Linked DNA regions of Mus musculus: region 1 is linked to region 2. A link is a loop called in an ENCODE intact Hi-C map of the cell type or tissue named here. Cell type or tissue: left cerebral cortex. All regions are shown on one strand.

What was found. Hi-C counts contacts between places; a loop is a spot of excess contacts. Peaks named below come from ENCODE experiments on the same cell type or tissue, not always from the same donor. Only the 100,000 strongest peaks of a DNase experiment are listed, where the experiment ranks them.
Region 1: a loop joins it to region 2, with 5 times the contacts of the local background. A loop is called at or near these places in 5 of 42 quality-filtered maps.

The regions. Positions count from the first base shown.
Region 1 is chr12:100,130,651-100,133,150 of GRCm38, forward strand. Nrde2 (nrde-2 necessary for RNA interference, domain containing) reads right to left here. Exons shown (of 14, transcript NM_001290303.1): 10 at 1,501-1,887; 11 at 1-633. Among named protein-coding and RNA genes, the nearest start is that of Psmc1, 22 kb to the left of the region's middle. In left cerebral cortex, a CTCF peak has its summit at 1,180 (motif pointing right); DNase peaks (open chromatin) are centred at 1,202 and 2,105; H3K27ac peaks cover 887 bases.
Region 2 is chr12:100,183,684-100,186,183 of GRCm38, forward strand. No RefSeq gene overlaps it. Among named protein-coding and RNA genes, the nearest start is that of Gm10433, 3.0 kb to the right of the region's middle. In left cerebral cortex, a CTCF peak has its summit at 1,555 (motif pointing right); DNase peaks (open chromatin) are centred at 666, 1,985 and 2,393; H3K27ac peaks cover 1,779 bases.

The DNA.
Region 1 (2,500 bases), 53 kb before region 2:
GGTCAAACTCTGGGAGCTGGTGCTGTCCTCTGGCCCTGGGTCTTCTAAGCGAGCAGAGCCCTTCAGCTTGGCAAACACCCTTCCGTATATCTGCACAGCAGCATCAATGCCCACAGTCAAATACTGGAAGAGCATAAAGCATCGGACCAAGCTACCCAGGCAGTCCAAGGCCTCTGCAGGAGCTGGGCTGGAGGCACAGCTCTGGCCCAGGCAGTCCTGCAGCGCGAGCTCGTAAGCCTTCCGAGCTTTCAGCACCTGGGTGGACGAGACCTGCCCCGTGTAGGGCCCGTAGGGACTGCTCTCCGTCAGCCGTGTTAATATGTGGACCGCTCGGCCTGTGGTGGCTCCTCTCGAGTCCGGCGACAGTTCCATCTCCAGCTCGGCATAGAGCAGACTGAGCTCGCAGAGTTCACGGTCCTTCAGCTCGCTGCTGCCTGCCATGCTGAGTGCTGTGTCGAACACTTTTCTGGCATCCTCTGTGTTACCGAGCAACCACTCCAGGTGTGCATACTGCTTCCAGAGGCAGAAGTTGTTGCGGTTTTCTGGCTCCTTGAGGAGATTCTTGGCTAGTTTTTTGCAGCTCTTTCCCTGAGACTTCAATCGCTTCTTTTTAGTGTGTAGACACCAAATGACCTATAGTAGAAAGAAAAGAACAACTCTGGTCCCCCAAACACTCCCTTTGTCTGTCAGGCCGAGGCGGCACCGGCAAGGCAGTGGTGCCCACATGCCCTCTGTCAAATCTGGCTAACACCGGACCCCTGAGCTGGCAATGAAATCAGGGCTCACCATGGCCATAGTGAACATACCAGGTGTTTACTCAAATCCCCAACACACAGGCCTGACCCTCTCCAAGCGCTTGCCTCCAAAGAGATGGCCACACTTTCTTGTCCAAAGGCAAGAGCTCGCTGAGGGCGGGGCATGGTGACACATACCCTAACCCCACATCTCTTTTCCACGTTTCTGATAACTCAATCGCTTGTCAATAACACTTTTCAAATTTGTCAGTATGCTGTGAGAAGACATGAAATGGGGACATGGAAACTAAACATATGATCTAAATACATTCTACTCGTGTATGAAATTACCAAAGGACAAATTTAAAAAAAAAAAAAAAATTGAGACATTGAGGCCACATTATCGAAGAGAAGTCAGTACTAATCCTGGCCAGCAGAGGGCAGAGCAGTGACTGGGAGCCCTGAGCCGACAGCTACAGAGCATAGAGAGGGTAAGTAGCTTATTTGCTATCCTAAGAAGCCCTAGATCCTCTAACCCAGCTTAAGCGGATGCTGCCTCTTGGCACTAAGTGCCCGGATAATCACAGACGACAGACAGGACAGCTCTGGCCACCGAGCACGGAACTGTCTCCTCCCTGTCTGCTGTTCCTCCACATCTGAAGTGACTACCAGCGTCAACTGAAGGAGGGAGCTTTGTGAGGACGACACGCGGGTGCATTTGGGGGAGACACTGAGGTGCAGTGAGGGAGGAGGCAGCTCCAGTTACCTTTGCAATCTCGTACCGTAACCAGGAGAGGCTGAGCTGGGACTTCTGCTTGCCTGCGAGCAAAGGCAGCACCAGGTGGAAGACATTGCGGACAAACTCCTCGCCCTCTCGGTTGTGACCTTTGGTCCAGCGAGGGCGACCCAACTGTTCCATGGAGCCGACACAGCTAATGCCCGAAAAGGAAGGGTTGAAGTAAGTCAGGGGCTTTTCATCATAAAGTTCACTCTCAAAGATGCTGCTCTCGTCCATGGCCAGGTAAAGGCAGGAGGCTGGGGGCAGGAAGCCGGAAGGCACGCCCAGGAACTGCAGAAAGGCCTGGATGAGCTGGAACTGAAGGTCTGGGCTGGAAAGTCTGATCAAAGATTGCCCAATGTCATCAAACAGCACCTGCAAGCAAGACGAGACGGAGCCACTGAGACACAGGGGCTCTCACAGGTCTGAGCACACAGTACCAATTCAACACCCGTAAAGTAAGCTGCAAATAGACAGTAGCTAGGTTTTAGCTAGGTTTCCTCCCAACACTAAAACTCAGAAGGCCTCCCAAGGCAACGTGGGCAGCTGGAGAACAGCAGGCTTGGAGCCTGGAGGGGCCATTAGCACTCACACACCCCCAGGAAGCACTGGGAAGGAGGAAGGACCAACAGGCTGAAGCCAACAGCTTCCAAAGCAACCTGCAGGACTTACAGAAGACCTAGGCCCATGTTCATTTTAGAAAGCAAACAACTGCACAGCTACGAGAACAGCTACAAAGACTTTTGATGCTAGGGTTCGTAGTTCCTTTCTAGAAAGCTGCTTCAGAAAATGGAAACAGCTCAAACACAGGTAAACAGGAGCATGGTTAAGAAGAAGACAACAGAAGCAACGGACTGTGTGAAGCGCAGTTAAAAGCACGGTGCTGGCTGTAAATGCTCACAGGAGCATTGCATCTCTGTAAATGCGACTTCACACTGCTGCTTGAAAGCACACAGACTCGGACGCTGTCCTCTCGAGGTGCCGTCAC
Region 2 (2,500 bases):
TCTAGACACCTGAAGTGGTGACCATTGTCTCCCACCTTGCAAAAAATGTGCCACTTCCGTTTAGTTTTCTTCCAACTAGTAAGAGTCCGTTAAAAACCAAGGTCCAGGCACGTTATGCTTCTCATGCCCTTGGTCTCCAGTCCAGAGCCACACTCCTGATAGGTGTATCACAAATATTCACTGAATGAATGAGTAATTGGCTACCCATAATAGACGTAGAATGTGGGAACAGGAGACGTGAAATAAGTGTTAAGGGAGCCAGTGGGTGGGGTCAGGGGAGTGTTGATGTGAGCTGATCTCACATTTGAATTCATGAGCCTGCCCTGTTTGGGCAGGGCAATGATCCAGGTAGATGTGGTTGATTATCTGGGCTACAGATTAAACCAAGGGCATGAGATAGAACCAGGGATGGGAATGTGCCAAAACGTGACTGTGTGTCCCTTCCAAAGTTATGCTGGAACTTATACCATAAAAAAGGGAAGTGATTAGTCATGAGGGCTGTGCCCTGGTGAGTGGGTTCAACTTCCTTATAAAAGAGGCGTCAGAGCTGCCTGGGCCTTTCATCTCCTCTGCCACATGAAGCAGAGCATCGGTGTCCCTCTGGCCTTTGACCTCACACCCTATGAGGATGAAACAGAAAGGCACTGTATTAGCGGGAGGAGCCTCCGCCAGACTCCAGTCTGATGTTGCCTTGATGATGCACTTCTCAGCCACAGAACCGTGAGAAATAAACGTCTGCCCTTCCTAAAAAAGCACTAAACCCATGACAATCTGCTGTAGACTAAGCAAGATTACAGCAAAACCAGACAGGCGTGTAATACAGAAAGCAGTGGTGGCTTGTTGAACTGAAGGCTGGAGAGGTCAGAAAACAGAAGGGGACAAAAGTGGAGCCAGAACGGCAATGGAGAAGCGGAGAGTGAATTGTCCTTAACCTGGACTCCATGGAGAAAATTCAGAGGCTCCACGAACTAGGACAGAAAATGCGCTTTGCCTTTTACCGAACTCTAAATGCTGCCTGCATGAATTGTGACTCCAGCAGCAAAGCCCACCAGCATGAGAGGTGTAGTAGGCCAATCTATGAAAGCAGGATTCTGAAATGACTACAAGAGTCGGGCATAAAGCCCATACCCATAATCCCAGCCACTCAGAAGAATTCCAAGCCACTAATATAGAAGTATTAGTTCTGTAGGTTTTCTTATACAGAAACTTTCACGCAGCATAAGCTATATAGCAAAGCCTTATCTTAAATAGACTAAAAATAGCAATTTAACAGGAAAAAAAAATTTAAGAACCTTAAAGCCCAAAACTATGTGCAGGGACTGAGAAAGAAAACCAGCAGACAGAAGTTACGTTTGACTCTAGAAATGCATTTATTTCCTCGTGCCCATCAAACTCCAGAAAGGAACCCAAACCACTCTGTCTTTGTTTTCACTCTGTTCATCCTTTCTTTCTTTCTTTTTTTTTTTTTTTAAATAAAGGTTTTATTTATTTTATGTATGTGAGTACACAGTCACTGTCCTCAGACTCACCAGAAGAGGGCATCAGATCCCATTGCTGTGGTTGTGAGCCACCATGTGGTTGTTGAGAATTGAACTCAGGACCTCTGGAAGAGCAGTCAGTGCTCTTAACCACTGAGCCATCTCTCCAGCCCTTCATCCTCCCATCTTAAGGCATTGGATGTTTTCTATTCATCTTAAGGCATTAGAAACAGTTCAAAGGAGATTCGTTGTCTGGTTTACCTAGGACAGAGGGTGGGCTTTATCAGACACAACCAATGGTAAAACTAGGAAAGTTTGACATTGTAATAATTGCCTTATGAGCCCATCATACCAACTCTGTATAAGACTATCCTAAACATACTTACATTAAGAAAAGCAGTGTCAGGGCTAGAGAGATGGCGTGTGGGTTAAGAACACTTGCTTTTAACTGGTCTGCTTCCAGAGGCTCCAGTTTGATTCCCAGCACCTAAACTGCAGCCCATGACTGTCTGAAACTTCAGATCTAGGCGATCTGGAGCCCTCTTCTGGCCTCCAAGGACACCAGGCACACACACGGTGCATAGGCAGACATGCAAACAAAACACTCACACACACACACACAAATAAACCTTAAAAGTATTGTTTAAGGTTTCTTTTAGATATGAGTCAATCTGTGGATGGACAGTCTTCCTCTCTTACGGTCAGAGAGTACAGGTTAAGTACTTAGCAATTGCCTGACCTTGTATCCATGGTTCTACAGTTTGCAGTCTTGACACATTCACAGATCATGCAATCCTCAGAACTGTGTGAGATAAATTTATCACAAAACCACTGAAGGAATCCAGCCCCTGAAGACTTCTCGGCTTTATTTCTCGAAGCAAGTGAAAACTCCTAGCACCGGCTGCCAAACGCTGAAATACTGTCTGTTAGCGATATGAGTGGTTGTTGCTATGTAGAGATTATGCAAAGCTCCAAGTTTCTTTCTTTTGCAACGTCCATGAGCTCAGCGCACTCTGGCATTG